Linked DNA regions of Homo sapiens: region 2 is linked to region 1. A link is an interaction called in ENCODE POLR2A ChIA-PET data of the cell type or tissue named here. Cell type or tissue: OCI-LY7. All regions are shown on one strand. Links, peaks and the distances in the headings refer to the core of each region. The heading gives the core; the rest is flanking DNA.

What was found. ChIA-PET counts read pairs that join two places held together with the same protein. Peaks named below come from ENCODE experiments on the same cell type or tissue, not always from the same donor. Only the 100,000 strongest peaks of a DNase experiment are listed, where the experiment ranks them.
Region 2: POLR2A ChIA-PET joins it to region 1 with 10 read pairs; 2 of 35 experiments call an interaction of 5 or more read pairs at or near these places.

What each region holds. Positions count from the first base shown.
Region 1 is chr7:102,129,262-102,139,205 of GRCh38, forward strand. All of the region lies in intron 8 of CUX1 (cut like homeobox 1), which reads left to right. Among named protein-coding and RNA genes, the nearest start is that of SH2B2, 150 kb to the right of the region's middle. RefSeq lists an enhancer at 5,148-5,442. In OCI-LY7, for the core only: no CTCF peak of the experiment used is centred there; no DNase peak of the experiment used is centred there.
Region 2 is chr7:102,072,416-102,082,359 of GRCh38, forward strand. All of the region lies in intron 4 of CUX1 (cut like homeobox 1), which reads left to right. Among named protein-coding and RNA genes, the nearest start is that of SH2B2, 210 kb to the right of the region's middle. In OCI-LY7, for the core only: no CTCF peak of the experiment used is centred there; a DNase peak (open chromatin) is centred at 4,856.

The sequences.
Region 1 (9,944 bases), core at 1,408-9,407:
CCTCAGGGACCCTAAATTTTAAAATCTGCATCAGTCACCATTGAGGTGCCACTAAATGTGGTGGCCAAAAGTTCCAAGTTCAAACCATTGCACAGCTGCAAATGCCTTCATAGATGGGTCTCTAAAAAATCAAACACCAGGGCTGGGCACAGTGGCTCACCTCTGTAATCCCAGCACTTTGGGAGGCCAAGATGGGCAGATCACTTGAGGTCAGGAGTTCGAGACCAGCCTGGCCAACATGGTAAAACCCTGTCTCTACTAAAAATACAAAAATTAGCTGGGCGTGGTAGTGGGTGCCTGTAATCCCAGCTACTCGGGAGGCTGAAGCAGGAGAATGGCTTGAACCTGGGAGGCAGAGGCTGCAGTGAGCCGAGATTGTGCCATTGCACTCCAGCCTGGGAAACAGAGTGAGGCTCCATCTCAAAGAAAAAATCAACACCAGAGGTTAATAATCTAGTAACTAACTGTCTTCTATGTGCCACATTTTTGCAAGATCCAAGTTTTAAAGTGAGAACAAGTTGTTCGGTCCCCGCCCAGCTGACTGTGACACCAAGGTGGCGGCCCGCATTGGAGATCTGGTTCCATCTGACTTGGAAAATTTGGGGCACCGTGGGCTGGTGTGAAACAAATTAAAAGAGGTGCCAAACAGCCAGGCACCCAGCAAGGATGCCCAGGGCTCTTGTTCGGGGATTTCGTTAAAAAACTTTTTGGAACCCACCTCAAAGAATGAAAAGTTTCCTATAGGAAGGCAGGAGCGAGCGAGATAATTGAACTCATTGATTTCCTTCACGGCTTGTTTGCCCTTTCATTCTCTTCCCGAGGTGCTATTTGTTGAGGAATGTCTCCAATTGCCAGAAAGACAGTGGGGTGTCTCATATTTCCTCGCCACCTCTCCTTTCAGCCAGTGCTGAGTTCTAAGGCAAGCCTGCAATATGAATTTTTAATGCCGAGCTTTATGGCATCACTCCCGCACAGCCCGACTGCATCACTCTCCTGAGCCTTCAGATTTAATGCTCCAATGAACAGAGCAAAGACTGGGGCATTCAACATCAGTGAGAATTAACCCCCACATGACCACAGCAGTGCCCTCTGATTTTCCTAAAGAGGGTTGGGAAAAAATAAAAATTATGTAGTGTTGGCCGGGTAAGGTGGCTCACACCTGTAACTCCATCACTTTGGGAGGCTGAGATGGGTGGATCACCTGAGGTCAGGAGTTCGAGACCAGTCTGGCCAACATAGCAAAACCCCATCTCTACTAAAAACACAAAAATTAGCTGGGCGTGGTGACGGGAGCTTGTAATCCCAGCTACTTGGGAGGCTGAGGCAGGAGAATCGCTTGAACCCAGGAGGCAGAGGTTGCAGTGAGCTGAAATCACGCCACTGCACTCCAGCCTGGGCAACAGAGCAAGACTCCATCTTATAAAAAAAATTATGTAGTGTTGAGAATCCTTGCTATCCAAATAGCCTGAAGCACAAAAGCACAGCTTATTCTTGAAATTTTATGGAATAGCCTATATTTTGACCTTTTTGCTTCTTCTAAGTTGGACGATGTGTGCTTCGAAGCATTTCTGTGATCTTCCCACCCTTAAAAAAAAAATCTCTGCAGGCTGGGAGTGGTGGCTCACGCCTGTAATCCCAGCACTTTGGGAGACTGTGGTGGGCAGATTGCCTGAGGTCAGGAGTTCAAGACCGGCCTGGCCAACATGATGAAACCCTGTCTCTACTGAAAATACGAAAATTAGCCGGGCGTGGTGGTACACGCCTGTAGTCCCAGCTACTCAGAAAGCTGAGTCAGCGAGATCATGCCACTGCATTTCAGCCTGGTCAACAGAGTGAGACTCCATCTCAAAAAAAAAAAAAAAAAACTCTCCAGTTTGTAGGATTTAATGAATATATAGATGACCGGCTGTTCTGCGGTTTCCGTGGAAAGCCCAAATGTAATTAGAAATCCAATTTCCGATCGATTTTTCCAATGGAAAAAGGACCAGTTGTGTTAAGTGGCTAATTCTTTTTTTATGCAGATGGTTGATTGTCATTTTCTTATAGTAGCTTTCTGAATTTTTGCAGACGTCAAAACTAAGAAAAAGTTGTATATAAAAATTGCTCAATTGGCCAGGTGCAGTGGCTCACGCCTCTAATCCTAACATTTTGGGAGGCCGAGGCAGGAGGGTCGTTTGAGGCCAGGAATTCAAGACCAGCCTGGGCAAAACAGCAAGACATAATTTCTGTTTAAAAAAAAAAAAAAAAGTTTGAACATAAAAACTGCTCAAATTTAAGTACATTAAAGAAGGACAGAGTCTTTAGTAAATGGTAGAATAACAAGCCAACTATGTAGAAGCCAGTAGAATCAGAGCTGAGCCCCATGCAAAATAAAATCTATTTAGTTATTTTTATTTATTTTTTATTTTATTTATTTATTTTTTTTTTTTGAGACAGGGTCTTGCTGTCTCACCCAGGCTGAAGTGCAGTGGCGTGATCTTGGCTCACTGCAACCTCTGCCTCCCAGGTTCAAGCAGTTCTCCTGCCTCAGCCTCCTGAGTAGCTGGGATTACAGGCGCGCACCACCATGCCTAGCCAATTTTTGTATTTTAGTAAAGATGGGGTTTCACCATGTTGGCTAGGCTGGTCTTGAACTCCTGACCTCAAGTGATCCACCCACCTCTGCCTGCCAAAGTGCTGGGATTACAGGCGTGAGCCACCACGCTCAGTTTAGATGTTTAAAACATTTAAATGTGACCAGAAAGAAATCCATAAAAACACTAGGAGCAATTTTAGGTGTATATTTATATAATAAGGGGGTGGAAAAACTTTTTTTTAAGCATGATGCCAAAAGTAGAAATCACAAAGGGAAGAAATTCAGAGCTTTGTGGAGATGGATGGGCGGGTGGATAGATGGATGGGCGGGTGGATAGATGGATGGGCGGGTGGATAGATGGATGGGCGGGTGGATAGATGGATGGATGGACAGACGGATGGGCAGATGGATTTAGACAGACTGGCAAAAATATTTGCAATATATATGAGAGAGAGAGTGTGTGTGTGTGTGTGCGCGCGCGCGCGCGCACGCCACGCACACACGCATCTTTACAGAACAATAAGAAAAAGTTTCATTTCCCAATAGTAAAACCTCTATATTTTCAGTTTCTTACTAGACATTTCTACTATGAGCATCTCAAACTCAGATTAAGTTGTTATTCTCCGTAACTTCCCCCTTCCCTATAGTCAGCCCCCTTCTGCTTTCTTCCTCTGCCCGACCATACCTGCTCCTCCTTCATTCCAGAAACTGAGGGTATTTCGTCACTCCTTTGTGAGCCCTCCTGTCTAATTCATGTTAGTTCCGCCTTCTTGCAACATTGTACATTCCCAACTTCATCACCACTCTCACTACCGTCATTTTAATTTGTTTTTCTTTGCTTTTCTTTTTTTTTTTTTTTTTTTGAGACAGGGTCTCGCTCTGTCACTTGCAGTGGCGCAATCTCTGCTCACTGCAACCTCCACCTCCCAGGTTCAAGCGATTCTCCTGCCTCAGCTTCCTGAGTAGCTGGGATTACAGGCACCCGCCACTACACCTGGCTAATTTTTGTATTTTTAGTAGTGACAGGGTTCACCATGTTGGCCAGGCTGGTCGCAAACTCCTGACCTCAAGTGATTCACCTGCCTCAGCCTCCCAAAGTGCTGGGATTACAGGCGTGAGCCACCGCACCCGGCCTTAATTTGTTTTTCGTCTCTTGGTCTCACTTCAAGATCTTCTGAACTTGACCCTCTGCCACCAGTATCTCCCTGGACAAAACCACCCTCCAAGCATCTGCTAAAGTTATCTTTCTAAAATCTGTCTGATCCTGCTAAAACCTGTCCCACTTAAAATCTCTCCGTGGCACCCTCTCTCATATCTAAGGGAAAGTCCAAAATCACAGCATGATGCACAAGGCACTTTGGGATGCAGCCCTGCCTTCCCAGCCTCATCTTAGGCCAACTCAAACTCCACCGTCCTATAGAATCCCAGGCCTTTCTTTCCCCAGCTCACCTTGCAGCCGGTTCTACCTTTCCTGACAAGCTGATCCTGCCCTGCCTTGCCTGCTCCTATGCCCACACTTACCTGCTGTGGTGAAAGAGGGCTCTGGTCTCCCTCATTCTAGGGGCTCTTCATGTGGGGTCTATAGAGAGAACCTGGGGGCTTCATGAATTGGACCCAGAAAAAAATACATCTTTTTTTTTTTTTTTTTTTTTTTTTTGAGATGGAGTCTTGCCCTGTCACCCAGGCTGGAGTGCAGTGATGCAATTGTGGCTCTCTGCAACCTCCGCCTCCCGGGTTCAAGCGATTCTCCTGCCTTAGCCTACCAAGTAGTTGGGACCACAGGCATGTGCCACCACACCCAGATAATTTTTGTAGTTTTTAGTAGAGACAGGGTTTCACCATGTTGGCCAGGCTGGTCTTGAACTCCTGACCTCGTGATCCACCCGCCTCCGCCTCCCAAAGTGCTGGGACTACAGGCGTGAGCCACCACACTCGGCCTAGAAAATACATCTTTATTTCCATCAGTGTCTAACTGCAATGTAGCATTTCCTTCCATTGTAAATGAAGCCCCCACACCGGGGTAATTGCAGACTGTGACCTCGTTGCGAGTGGAAATCACAGAGGCTTTCACATCTCATTCCCGTTGTTACGGAGGTCACAAACGCTGTTTGGATTCATCACTACTTCAAAATGTCAGTGGTTCTTAGATTTGTTATTTAGTGCAACAGTAAAGAACAGTTGTTCCTGTATCACAAATCTGGTTTTAAAAAAAGATTGTCCTGGCGCGCTGGCTCACACCTGTAATCACAGCACCTTGAGAGGCCAAGGTGGGCAGATCACTTTGAGGTCAGGTGTTCGAGGCCAGTCTGGCCAACATGGTGAAACCTCATATCTCCTAAAAGTTTAAAAAATTAGCTGGGAGTGGTGGTGGGCACCTGTAATCCCAGCTACTCTGGTGGCTGAGGCAGGAGAATCGCTTGAACCCGGGAGGTGGAGGTTGCAGTTAGCTGAGATTGCACCACTGCACTTCAGCCTGGGCAACAGAGCTAGACTCAGTCTCAAAAATAAAAATTAAAAAAAATTGCAATAACTGCACTTCAAAATAATTGTTTTCCTTGGTCCTTAAAACATGATTAGACTTCTGTCCAATAATGGCCTTGTGGACTTACGTCTTTAAAACATTCCAAATAGATGCCTGTATTCTTGACAAGACTTCCAGAGGGGACCGTGGCAAAGGAAGGGTTAAGCATCTGCGTCAGACTGACAGTGTCTTGACCGGATCCTCCTCCGTCTTTCCCCCACCGCTTTGCACAGTGCCACATGACTTTTTATTTGTTTTGAGACAGGATCCAGCTCTGTTGCCCAGACTGGAATGCAGTGGCGCAATCACGACTCACTGCAGCCCTGACCTCCTGGGCTCAAGTGATCCTCCCACCTCAGCCTCCTGAGTAGCTGGGACTATAGGCAAGTGCCACCACACCCAGCTAATTCTTTTTATTTTTAGAGATGGGGTCTCACTGTGTTACCCAGGCTGGTCTCAAACTCCTGGGCTCAAGCGATCCTCCCACCTCTCCCTCCCGAAGTTCTGGGATTACAGACAGGAGTCACAGCGCCAGGTCCCTATTTATTTTACTCTTTGTGTGTTTCCTTATATCCTGTAAAAATGGGTACAGTGGAAACTGGGCAGTAATTCTACACGTATTCTGGATTTTAGCTACTCACATTTATGGTTACTTTTACCTATCAATTAATTGCTTTTCTTTTCACTCGAGTTTTAGTGATTTTCACTGTCCAAAAGAATCGTGTATAGTTGACCCTTGAACAACACAGGGGTTAGAGGCACTGACCCCCGACACAGTGAAAAATCCAAGTACAACTTTTGACTCCTCAAAAGCTTTACTGACAGCCTGCTAGTGACCGGAAGCCTTACCAGTTACATGAAGTGCCGATTAAGATGTTTTGTAAGTTACATATGTTATATACAATATTCTTCCAATAAAGTAAGGCAGAGAAAAGAAAATGTTAAGAAATCCTAAGGAAGAGAAAACACACTTTCCGTTCATTAAGTGGAAGTGGATCATCAAAAAGGTCTTCATCCCTGTTGTCTTCACATCAAGTAGGCCAAGGAAGAGGAGGGTTGGTCTCGCTGTCTCGGGTGACAGCGGAGGAGGACGTGGAGGAGGTGGGAGGGGGGCCAGACACACTCAGTGTAATTTTACTGAAAAATATTCAAGTTGAAGTGGAACCATATTGTTCAGACCCATATTTGAGGGTCAACTTGTGTGTGTGTGTGTTTGTGTGTGTGTGTGTGTATGTACACACACACAAAAAATAATATATATAAAAACATGAGTCCCAGCAATCTTATCCTTAATCATTTCTAATGTGGTTTCAGTGAGAGAAAATAGTCTTTTCAGGCCAGGCACGGTGGCTCATGCCTGTAATTCCAGCACTTTGGGAGGCCAAGGCAGGCGGATCACTTGAGGTCACGAGTTCAAGACCAGCCTGGCCAAGATGGTGTAAACCCATCTCTACTCTAAATACAAAAATTGTCCTGGTGTGGTGGCGCGTGCCTATAGTCCTAGCTACTTGGGAGGCTGAGGCAGGAGAATCCTTGAACCCGGGAGGTGGAGGTCACAGTGAGCTGAGATCACGCCACCACACACCAGCCTGGGAGACAGAGCAAGGCTCTGTCTCAAAAAAAAAAGAAAATGGTTTTTTCTCCTCAATCCATTTTCTTATTTTTCAATGACCTATTATATCTTTAATGTGTCTGAAGTTTATTATATCATATAAAATAATATTTGTTTCTGTTTGTTATTCTTTAATACTCAGTTTGCCCAATAATATTGATGATTTCTTCCCCCAACATATAATATCTGACAAATCAGGTATAAATACATATAGCTCTGGATTTCTGTCTATAATTTCATTCTATCAGTCTAGTTTTTCACTCTAATAAGTGCCACACTCTTGATGACGTCTCCTTGTTTTCTATTTCAGTATTTGTATAGCCAGTTTACTATTGTTGTTTTTAGTTTAAAAGAAAAAAAAACAACAACCTTTAGTATTTTGGTCACCTATTTTTTCTGTATGCATCTCGTCATTTTACCAACTTTTTTTTTTTTTATTTGAGATGGAGTCTTGCTCTCTCACCCATGCTGGAGTGCAGTGGCACGATCTCAGCTCACTGCAACCTCCACCTCCCAGGTTCAAGCAATTCTCCTGCCTCAGCCTCCCCAATAGCTGGGATTACAGGCACCGCCACCACACCCAGCTAATTTTTGTATTTTTAATGGAGACGGGGTTTCACCATGTTGGTCAGGCTGGTCTGAAACTCCTGACGTCATGATCCGCCCACCTTGGCCTCCCAAAGTGCTGGGATTTTAGACGTGAGCCACCGTGCCCGGCCATTTTACCAACTTTTATAAATTAACTTGGGAGAGAAATGTATGTTTCTTTGTATTTAATGCAGCTGCACATAAATGTATCATTCTCTTCCTTTGCTCCAAGCATTTTGTAATCCAATTTTTCTACAGATGGAGTTTATGCTATGTTATTTTAATTCCCACGTGCTTCTGTGTTTACCTCTGTTGTAAATGAGACAGATCTTTTATTTCATTTTGTGGATGTTTATTACTGGTGTAGGGGAGTTTGTTATTTTCTTGTGTTTACCAAGAAACATAGGGCTTTGCTGAACGCTTGATTGTCCCAGCCCATTTGCTCAAGTGAATCCCTGGGATTTGGGGAGCACGGGACTGCATTACCTACAAGTAGTGAACGTGCACCCTGTGTGACACTCAGAACTTCTGATCCTCTTCTTTCATTCCTGTGTTCAGAAGGAGCATTCTGTTATAGGTCTGGGAAGAATCGTGGAGGCTCTTGGTTTAAGCCTGTGTCCCTTTCCATGTTAATCAAATGCTCCAATGATTTCCCCTCTGTAAATTGAACTGTGACCTGGTTTTTAGATGCCATGGGATCAAAGCCCCGCAACTGTGTTAGATCCTTCTAGTGGGGTAGTTTTCTATTAGGTCGGTGCAAAAGTAATTGCGGTTTTTGCCATTAAAAGTAATGGCAGGTTGGGCGCGGTGGCTCACACCTGTAATCCCAGCGCTTTGGGAGGTTGAGGCAGGCGGATCACCTGAGGTCACAAGTTCAAGACCACACTGGCCAACATGGCTAAACCCTGCCTCTACTGAAAATACAAAAATTAGCCGGGCGTGGTGGTGGATGCCTATAATCCCAGCTACTCGGGAGGCTGAGGCATGAGAATTGCTTGAACCCTGGAGGTGAAGGTTACAGTGAGCTGAGATGGCACCGCTGCACTCCAGCCTGGGCGAGAAGAGTGAATCTCCGTCAAAAAAGAAAAAGGTAATGGCAAAACCACAGTTACTTTTGCACCGACCTAATAGTAGGATTACACTTTTAAATAGTACATTTCATTCCATTTTTATTTTACATATTTTATAGATTTTCTTGCTTATTTAAGACAAGTTGAAGCTTATGTTTCTATTTACTGTGCCATTTAGCATTTCTTATTTCTCCCTAACATTATTATGCTACATATAATATTGATTAGTCTGGCTTCAAACCTTACCTTAATTAGCCTTAAAAAAAAAATCTAGTTGGCCAAGCACACTGGCTCACACCTGTAGCCTCAACACTTTGGGAGGCCAAGGCAGAAGGATCACTTGAACCCAGGAACTGGAGACCAGCCTGGGCAACGTAGTGAGATCGTCTCACTAAAAAAAGTTAAAAATTAGCTGGGCATGGTGGTGCTCACTGTAGTCTTAGCTACTTTGGAGACTGAGGAGGGAGGATTGCTTGAGCCCAGGAGGTCAAGGCTGCAGTGAGCCAAAATCGTGCCACTGCACCCCAGCCTGGGCAACAAAGTGAGATCCCGTCTCCAAAAACAAAAAGTCTAGTTAATCATTGCCTTTTTACTCAAAATGTGTTTCTACCACCCTTTTTGGATTTTTAAAAAATATGTATTTTATTTTTATGGGTAAATTTGGCCTAATTACATTTTACTGATATAACTCTTAACTTAAATTTCTCTTTATTGTTGAATTGTTGATCCTTTTCTTTTTTCTAATTCACAGTATCTCTGTCCTAGGCTTTCTGATCTATTTAAGGAAGATTGAGTGAACAGCCTAATTGACCCTCTGAATGTCCCCTGAGCCTTCTAATCCGCCCTGCCTTGAGCCTCCTCTTGTAACTGAAATTCACTTTCTGATGCAGAACCATTGAGCCCTTCTGAAACCTTTTCAAAACTATATATTTAAATTTTCTTATCAAACTGTACTGTTATTAGATTACATGTCTAGCATAGCAGCAAATTATACTTCATTATATTAACCTTGCCACTTCCCTCTACAATGAGACCCGATCTTTTATAAGATACTCTGGACCTACAAATTCCTGCTGGTGAATTCTTTAAAGTTATATGGATTTTCAACGATCGTCTACTCCCTTTACAAAGCAGCTGCTGTTTAGCAGGATTATCCATTAGTGGTAAGAATCCTTTATTCCCTAGCATATGGTAAATATTTTTTACCAACTTGAGGTATGCCACGTAGATCCCACGGGATTTACACACATAGACAAAGGCATTCTTCTCATCACATTGTTTTAAACAATCCAGCTGCCATTTTAGCTTTCACTAAACTTAGAAATGTATCAGCTTGGCCGGGCATTGTGGGTCACACCTCTAATCTCAGCACTTTGGGAGATCAAGGCAGGCGGATCATTTGAGGTCAGGAGTTTGAGACCAGCCTGGCCAACATGGAGAAACCCCATCTGTACTAAAAATACAAAAATTAGCTGGGTGTGGTGGTATGCACCTGTAATTCCAGCTACTCAGGAGGCTGAGACCCGGGAATCACTTGAACCCGGGAGGCAGAGTTTGCAGTGAGCCGAGATCGTGCTG
Region 2 (9,944 bases), core at 799-8,798, 57 kb before region 1:
AGGCTAAATTGAAGTTACAAAGTTGTACTTCTATGCGAACGAAGACTTGGCCCTGCAATCAGTCTGGTTGGTTGCAACCAATCAGAGGCTGAAGTTACAAAGTTACGCTTCTCTGCAAACATCTGATTGGTTGCAGAAAGCAACTAATCAAAGGTACTTTCAATTTCCCATCTGCAGGGCAGAAAAGGTGGAGGTTTGCAAAGGAAGTAGACGCTGGTCCTTTTGTTACTTAGGCGTGGCAAGTGGGGGTTTTTCCTTCGATTTAGTTCTAGGAAGTCAGGGTGAATCAGCCTTTGGTTCCCTGCCTGCAGACCCTATTTTCCTGCCTCAAGAGCACTGTCCCTCGGGCATCAGCAGCCTGGCGGGCATCACTGGCATTTTCTTGTGCATAAGGTAGTGACTGAGAATTTTCTCTCTGGACTATGTCATGTCCATACTGACGCAGGGATAAAGAATTTACAGAAAAAGCATGACCTGGGCTTTGAGAAATTTTATTTTGTGTTTCGAAAGAGTTCATTCTTTGACTTTTTGTTGGTTCCTCAGGCTCAGGAAGGTTCTGCTCCATTCTATTCCAAGAAGTTCTTGCTACCACTTCTGGGAGCAGGATCCCAGAAGGGGAGTGTTTTCCAGCTGAGAACTTTGTCCAGTTGGTGATTTAGTCGGAAGAAGACTGGCTTACTTCATCTTTGCCAGAGACCCAAAGACTGTTTAGCTGCTGTTTTCTAAATAATATGTAATCTCTTTTCTTTCTTTTTTTTTTTTTTTTTTTTTTTTCTGAGACAGAGTCGCACTCTGTCAAAGAGGCTGGAGTGCAGTGACGTGATCTTGGCTCACTGCAACCTTCGCCTCCCAGGTTCAAGCAATTCTCCTGCCTCAGCCTCCCACATAGCTGTGATTACAGGCACCCATCACGACACCCAGCTAATTTTTGTACTTTAGTAGAGACGGGGTTTCGCCATGTTGGCCAGGCTGGTCTCAAACTCCTGACCTCAGGTGATCCGCCTGCCTCAGCCTCCCAAAGCGCTAGGATTACAGGCGTGAGCCACCATGCCCAGCCTAGCTGCTGTTTTCTAAATAACCTATAATCTCTTTTCAAAAAGTCAAATTTGTACCTCAATTTTTCCCTAGTGAAATTTTCCAACTGGGCAGTCACTTTAAAACATTGCTAGGTTTCTTTCTCTGCAGTTACGTTCTGTGTTAATTTCCCATAGAAAAAAGACCGTTTTTCTCATCAACGTTTCCTCTTTACCTGAGCCAACCTTGTCCATGTACATGTACAAATTTTATAGAATTTTGATCATAGCATGGGTATATATTCATATTCTGCCTTTCTCACTTAATATTATGATTCTTATTATTACCATAAGCATTTTCCTATATTGGTAATATTCTTCACAATTTTTATTTCTGGCCAGAGAATTGAAGTTTGCAGTTTAAATTGATGGATGGTGGGAGCAAAGAATGTTTGATGTTTTCTGTAATACTAAAAGTCAATCAGAATACATCTACATTCCACATAGATCCCTTTCACCCACCGCTTCCCAGGTATTTCTTACAAATGCTGTGATCTGCCACATCTAACAAGTTACTTGCAAAGCAGGAATGGTGCTCGGAGCACTCTCCCTGTGTTTTGAAGTCTGATTATTGCTCAGATGCAATCATTCTGTGGCTGAGGCTTACAGGAAGGGCCCGGTCAATAGTGATGATGCATTTACTGACAGTCACTCAGTCGAGGGGAGTCGGGGTGCCTTAACTGTCTGCATACTTCAGGCCTTAATCCAGTGGAATCCAGAAACATTAGTAGGGTGCAGTAAGTTCTGCTAGTTGCAAGAGACAGCAACTCACACTGTCACAGGAAAAGGGAGGAAGCCCTTGGGAATAATGCAACAGGCATTCCAGCTATATGCCACACAGCCCTGCTCCTGGATCACAGGGAGAGCCGCCAAGCTGGCCCCAGGAACAGCGGAGCCAGAGTCTCACCCAGCCCAGGAGTGACAGGCACCTGACCGCACCAGCTCCCACCTGCTTCCCCTTCCTGAAGTTTTATTTATTTGTGCATTTCCTTGTTGCTTATCTCTGGGTCTCATTAGAGTGACAGCTCCATGAGGATAGGGCTTTGCATTGTGGCTCTCTGCCCAGTGCCTGGCACACAACAGGTGGGACATAGTGAATGACTGAAGGAGTCAATGGACCCAAATTCCCGCCACTCCCACTGAGTCCTCAGCAGCGGAGTTCACCAAGGGTTGCACTGGTGACTCTCAGAGCTTTGTCCCTGGTCCAGGTCTCACTCCTGAGTGCCAGCTTGCATATCTGACTGCCGCCTGGACTTTCCCACTGGGATGGCTGGTGGGCACCCACCTGATGTGTCCGGCAGAAGCCGTCTTCTTACTGCCTGCCTTCTTTTGGCGGGTAGCATCACCTCCCACCTTACTGCTCATGTTCTGAGCTTTTTGTTTTTCTTGAGATGGGGTCTTGCTCTATCACCTGGGCTCAAGTGCAATGGTGTGATCTCCGCACACTGCAACCTCTGCCTTCTGGGTTCAAGCGATTCTCGTGCCTCAGCCTCCCAAGTAGCTGGGATTACAGGCGTGCGCCACCACACCTGGCTAATTTTTGTATTTTTAGTAGAGATGAGTTTTCACCATGTTGGCCGGGCTGGTCTCGAACTCCTGACCTCAGATGATCCGCCCCCCTCAGCCTCCAAAAGTGCTGGGATTACAGGCGTGAGCACCATGCCTGGCCTGTGTTCTGAGCATTTTGTCACCAACTCTGGCCATCCAACCTCTAGGATGTCTCAATTCCAGCCACTTGCCTTCACCCAAACTCCTGCCCTACAGTCTGCAGTTCACGGTGGCATGAGTCTAAGTGCTTACAGGGCGGCCAGACTCTTCCTGGCTAATCGCCACCGACCCCTCTGGATTAACCTGTTGAGACGCCACTTCCTGACAGAGAGGTCTTCCTGGCCTCCCCAGCTGGTTTAGGGGACCCTTCCCATGCACACACACACCCTGGCCGGGGACCCTGCCATTCACTTCATCATAATTCCTTGGTAACTGTTTGGCCGAGAGACTGGTTCAGTGCGGTTTTGTCCCTATTTCCTTTATATCCACCCCAGTGCCTGCCATGTGGCAGAAACTCCATAAATATTGCTAAATGAATGCAGAAATTAATGAATCAAATTATTTCTTCAAAATGCTGAGTGTTTTTTTGGTCTCAGGCTCCTACTGTTCCCACTGAACCACCCTCCCGAGGTTGAAGCTTCCCAGTGAGGGCGAGCACTGCAGAGCACTAAGACAAGTCAATTGCAGGAGAACAGAATGTATCTTTTATTGAGTTGTAGCAGTTTAATAGCTGTCTGAACTCTCATTTTACTTTGTTGTCATTCTATAAAGATTTACATGCCTGCATGGACATTTATACAGCACTTAGCATTCGGAGTTGCCCAAACCAGCACATGTGCATCTGAGGACTTCGGCTCTGGGGCCGGCCCTTGGTGTCTGGGATCTGTGTTTGGTTTACCAGACGTCCCGCCGGCGCCCCAAGCCCAGCACACAGGGTAGGATCTCCCTCCACCCCAGCTTATCCCCCACCATCCCCACCCGCCCCACTTCTCCCTTGGTGTTCTGGCTCCTCCCTCTTCTTCATCTTCCACCTTCTATAATTTCCTTCACATTAAAGACACAAAGGCCAGGCATGGTGGTTCACGCCTGTAACCCCAGCACTTTGGGAGGCCGAAGCAGGCAGATCACCTGAGATCACGACTTTGCAACTAGCCTGGCCACATGGTGAAACCTCGTCTCTACTAAAAAAATACAAGACATTAGGTGGGCGTGGTGGTGGGCACCTGTAATCCCAGCTACTTGGGAGGCTGTGGCAGGACAGTCGGTTGAACCCAAGAGGTGGAGGTTGCAGTGAGCCGAGATTGTACTACTGCACTCCAGCCTGGGTGACAGAGCAAGACTGTCTAAAAAATAAATAAAATTAAAAAAAAAAGACACCAAATAAGCATTTAGCAATACAGTAGCATTGAACCCTCATGGTCCTCATGTACCTCTGAGTAGGTTTGGTAGTTCATACCTTGGTGTTTGTTCTTTTCATTTGCCACCAGATCGCTTCTTATTTCTTAGTCAGTTTCGCGAGTACTATCAGACTTGTCTTCCTGGGTATTACTCGGGTCAATGCCTGAGACCCCAGCACCCCTCATGCCCCACACCACACCCCCAGGGCATCAAGAACCAGGCTGAGCCCCAGGGATACAACAGCCAGCTCAGTTCCTGCCCTCAGACTATAGAGGCTGGTGGGAATATGGGCATTAAAAAGTAATTGCGACCGGGTGCAGTGGCTCACACCTGTAATCCCAGCACTTTGGGAGGCTGAGGTAGCTGAATTACCTGAATTACTTGAGCCCAGGGGTTGAAGACCAGCCTGGGCAACACGGTAAAACCCCGTCTCTACAAAAGATACAAAAGTTAGCTGGGCATGGTGGCGTTCGCCTGTAGTCCCAGCTGCTCAGGAGGCTGCGGTGGGTGGATCACCTGAGCCCAGGAGATCAAGGCTGCAGTGAGCCAAGATCACGCCACTGCACTTCAGCCTGGGTGACAGAGTGGGACCCTGTCAAATTAAAAAAAAAAAAAAATTAGAAAAAAGAAGAAGAAAAAGTAATTGCACAAATAACTGAATTTTAGGTGCGATAAGCAAAGCCCACTGGGCAATGAGAGTATAGAATAAGGTGAATCAAGCAGGACAGAGGCAGCTGCCCTCAGGTGGCACCAACTGGGGCCAGGAGAAGAAGCCACAGGAAGCAGTTTTCTGACCAGAGAAAGCAGCAGCAGGGAGGAGCTGGGACAGGAAGGAGACCAGCAGGTGGGGAGAATGTCGGGTCAATGGGGCTTAGTGAGCAGAAGAGGAAAAGGACCCAGCAGCAGCCAAGCCCTGCAGCAGCCAGACGGAGACACTGAAGTAGTCAGAGGGGCTGTGAATAATGACTCTGGGGATCGGGCGCAGTGGCTTACTCCTATAATCACTGTACTTTGGGAGGCTGAGGCAGGAGAGGTATTTGAGGCCAGGAGTTCGAGACCAGCCTGGGCAACATAGCAAAACCCCCCATCTCTTTAAAAAAAAAAAAAAAAAAAAAGATGAACAAGTAAAATATGCAGCCTCTGTCTCTAGTTCAAGACCAGCCTGGCAACATAGCAAGACCCTCCCATCTCTTTAAGAAAAAAATAAACAAGTAAAATAGGCAGCTTCTGTCCCTTACTGTAATGAAATGAGAAATGTCTCTGCTCTTAAAATGTAATGTGACCCTCTCAGGTAGCTGGGAATATTCTGGAATGACCGCTTCTAACAGGCTCTTGCATAGCTGGAATTTTACTGAGTTCTAAGCAAAATTATGACAGTATGCATAATTCGTCAGTAATTAACCTTGTGTGGGTGACTTGCTCTTGCTTCTTGATACTTTTCATTTTTTTTTTTTTTTACAATGAGTATGTATTTATTTCTACAATGGTGGAGAACATAAATTAGTAAAATATTCAACTTGCAATCTTAGTTTCTGAATAGGCCTTATTAATGTATTGCAGATAAGAACTTAGTCAACTAGTTGTAGGGTAAAACACAAGTGTGACTTCTCTGTTCCAGAAACATCTTAGTAATGTTTTTGGGGGTTTTTGTTTGTTTTTTATTTTTTAGCAGCGGGGTCTCTGTTGCCCAACCTGGAGTGCACTGGTACCATCATAGCTCATTTAACCGCCTCCTGGCTCAAGTGATCCCCCTGCCTCAGCCTCCTGAGTAGCAGGAACTACAGGCACACGCCACCACACCTGGCTAATTTTTAAATTTTTTGTAGAGATGGGGTCTTGCCATGTTGCCAAGGCTGGTCTCAAACTCCTAGGCTCAAGCAATCCTCCCGCCTCGGCCTCCCAAAGTGCTGAGATTACAGGCGTGAGCCACCACACCCAGCCTAGTAATGGTGTATTTTAAAGAGTTCCTAGGTAGAAGAAAAAGACTAGGCACTCCAGAACTTCTGTGCTTTGGTTGCAAAGTTCACTGGAAGCATCTCTTTGCAAGTTGTCCTTGCCTCTGTCTGTGACCTGCTATCAGAACCGTATTTTACTGCTTGCTGAGATGCAGTTTAGTTCCTACAGACACAAACCCTTCAAATATAAAGGCAGTGCCTGGAAGGGTTTATTTTAAGATTTAAATCTTAGGAAGCACATTACCAGTGATATAAAATATTCATTGACTCATGAAACACTGCTAGAAGTCGCTGTTTCGTGACTGACTCGTCTCCCTTTATTTCCATAGGTTAACTGGTCTGCCTTTGTGAAAAGTAGATGTAGGTTTTTCGGAAGTCCTAAAAGAGAGCTGGCTGGAAAGAGTGCATTTGTAGGCCATTCCATTTTCAGAGCCTGCTCCCAAATGCCTGTGCTCTGAGGTCCTCCCCCTGGGAGAGGTTTCATTTTGGATGTAGGAAAACCATCTCTCCTGGTGACTATCCTTGTCGGCCTAGCATCTGAGAATCTAGAAATAAAATGGAATGTCATCATTTTTGAGAACTGCTTTTTAATGCTCCTCCAGGAGAATAAAATAGCAGTCTGGTTCTTGGTGCCTGCTACTTTCAAGTGAGGACACATTACAGGTTAAAATTAGAAAACACTGTTCTTTTATACTTCTTTCTCCACTGCCTGCCCCTCACTCAAAGATCCCACATTAAGACTCCTGGAAAAAAAGTTGAAGAAATCAGCCTGGCGTGGTGACTCACGCCTATAATGCCAGCACTTTGGGAGGCCGAGGCAGGCGGATCACCTGAGGTCAGGAGTTCAAGACCAGTGTGACAAACATGGTGAAACCCCGTCTCTACTAAAAATAGAAAAATTGGCCGAGCATGGTGGCGTGCACCTATAATCTCAGCTACTCGGGATGCTGAGTCACGAGAATCGCTTGAACCTGGGAGGCGGAGGTGGCAGTGAGCCTAGATCATGCCACTGCACTTTAGCCTGGGCAACAGAGTGAGACTCTGTCTCAAAAAAAAAAAAATGACAAAATCTTATGATTTCGTTAGAAATAGCCCCTGGTTTTCATGCCAAGAAGTTCATCAATGTGCCACTTGGTAGCCTTCTCGAAGGTGATAGAAATGTGGCCATTGCAGCCTGATTCTGTACGGTGACTCCAGTCCACGTATTCCAGGTCTCCAGGTGTTGGCAAACAAGACCTGGGACCCAGGGCCCCTCCGGAGAGCTCCCTGTAACTTCAGTAGCAGGAGACATGCGGGATCCCTTTACAAATCCTCAGTTTGCCTTCATAAAACATTTTCATTCATGTGATTAAGAAGTAATCACAGGCCCCAAACAAAACAGGACAGAAAGAGGAACTGGGTCTGGAAGAATAAAGCCCTGTGGGTGGCGGATAATGTGCTGACTCCTGTCCAGGATACAGGTCCCTGGCCCTAAGCTGGTCCTGAAACAGCCTCGGGGGACGAGGCTGTATGCTCTGTCCCAGTTACACTCAGGCTCCGGCATTAGGGAAATTGGAAACCAGGCATGGAAGCAGCGTCCCTACCTTCCTCGGCCAGGTTCATAAACCTGGGGCTCAATCCGCCTCTCCATGTAGGACACTGTATGTTTGCAGGCTGAGGAATTGGCCACCACTGTTCTAAAGACAAGCAGGCATGACAAGATGGGCGTTAGGCCTGTTGCCGCCAGGTTTTGCCGGCTGCCGTCCTTCCCAAGGCTTTCCCTTCTCCATCCATCCTCCCCCGGTCCCTCGACACAGCACTAGAGTGAGAACACCCTGGATGTGACTTGGGGACTCCTCCTCGGTGTGCTTGCGTGGAGAGTGGAGAGGTGCGTCGTTTGTGCCCCGCTTTGCCATGACCGGGGTGGTCCTGGCACGCCGGGTATCTAGACAGCTTTTCATCAGTCGCTCATCAGCATGCTAATTGCCGTATGACTAATTATGCCCTGAATTCCAGTTGATTTTCTTAATGAGACAGCTGGGTTAATTATGTAATCGTATGATTACATTAGCCTAGAGTGCCCTGGCGAAAAGTAGCGTCTGCCGCATTGTGATGTCATCGCGGGGACGGTGCTCACAAGGGGGACATTCATCCTCAGGCTGGTGGCAGGGGACAGCCCCCATCGCCCGCAGAGCGCACTGTGCAAACATGAGCCTCATGTCTATTAAGATTGGCTTTTTCAGCCCTCACAACCTACAAGAAAAGCAGTTCACCACCAGCAGTCTCCTCGCCACCCTGCGCCCTCTCCACGCCCCCAGCCGAATCCAAAAGCCGCCTGCAGGCCTCTGCAGCTCTTCTGAGATCCAGCCATGTGTCCTTTCTTCTCACAGGACCTCTCTGCACCGAGGCTGTTGGGCTTTATCAGGGCACACCAGCACTTCCTTCAGAGTGATCCGAAGAACTCAAAGCAAAATGTTTGCATTAAAGTCCCAGAGCGACTTAGTTGACGATAACATATAAACAAGCCCTAGACTGGCCCCGACCTTAGATCCCACTGCGCACGCCAGATATGCTGTTTCATTCCTTCTTTCTGCCCAATCTCTAACACACATCATATTTACTAGGAAAATACATGACCGATACCTTCTGGTTTCTGGCCACTTCGCTACTCCCCATCACAGCAGAACTCCCCTGGGAGGTGACTGCCTGCTGAATCACTTCTTCACCTATTTACACTCTTCCTCCTTAGACTTTTGTGGCCTTCTCCTCTTCCTCTGCCAGGGCTCTAAATGTTGGAGTATGCCAGGACGTTATTCTTAGCCTTTTCCTTTTCATTTGCATTCCCTCCCTATCTAAAACTCCACATGACCAAAAGAGAATGATCATTTCCCCCCACGTGCTCCCAAGATAGTCAGTGACATCACCATTCACGCAGGTGCTTTGGCCACTGATATGGTTTGGCTCTGTGTCCCCACCCAAATCTCACCTCAAATTGTAATCTCCACATGTCGAGGGAGGTGATTGGATCATGGGGGCAGTTTCCCCGTGGCTGTTTTCATGATAGTGAGTGAGTTCTCACGAGATCCGATGGTTTTATAAGTGTTTGGCAGTTCCACCTTCGCTCATCTCTCTCCTGCCACTTTGTGAAGAAGGTGCTTGCTTCTCCTTCACCTTCCGCCACAACTGTTTCCTGAGGCCTCCCCAGCCATGTGGAACTGTGATTCCATTAAACCCCTTTGCTTTATAAATTACGCAGTCTCAGGTATTTCTTTTTTGTTTTTTTTGAGATGGAGTCTCACCATCGCCCAAGCTGGAGTGCAGTGGCATAATCTTGGCTCGCTGCAACCTCCTCCTCCTGGGTTCAAGCGATTCTCCTCCCTCAGCCTCCCTGGGATTACAGGCGCCTGCCACCATGCCCAATTAATTTTTGTATTTCTAGTAGAGACAGAGTTTCACCGTGTTGGCCAAGCTGATCTCGATCTCCTGACCTCGGGTGATGCGTCCGCCTCCGCCTCCCAAAGTGTTGGGATTAGAGGCATGAGCCACCATGCCTGGCCCAGGTATTTCTTTATAGCAGTGTGAAAATGGACTCATACAGCCATAATGCACAACTCAGCCTGGGTTCCCTTCTTTCTTTCACACCCAATAGCCAGGCTGTCAGTAAGTCCTAGTGAGCCAGCAGCCTCCAGAATGTATCCCAGATTCGCCCACTTACCCTTCAGCCACTGTCACCTAGTCCAAGCCACCAGTCTCTGTCACCTCACTGCACTCACACCTCCACCTAACGTCCTTTGCACAGCAGGCAGACGGGTCTACGTCAGTGGTCTCCAAACTACTTTTGCTTATGCACCCCAAGAGTAAAAAAGTTTGAATTGGGCCAGGCACGGTGGCTCACGCCTGTAATCCCACCACTTTGGGAGGCTGAGGGCAGGCGGATCACCTGAGGTCAGGAGTTCGAGACCAGCCTGGCCAACATGGTGAAACCCCGTCT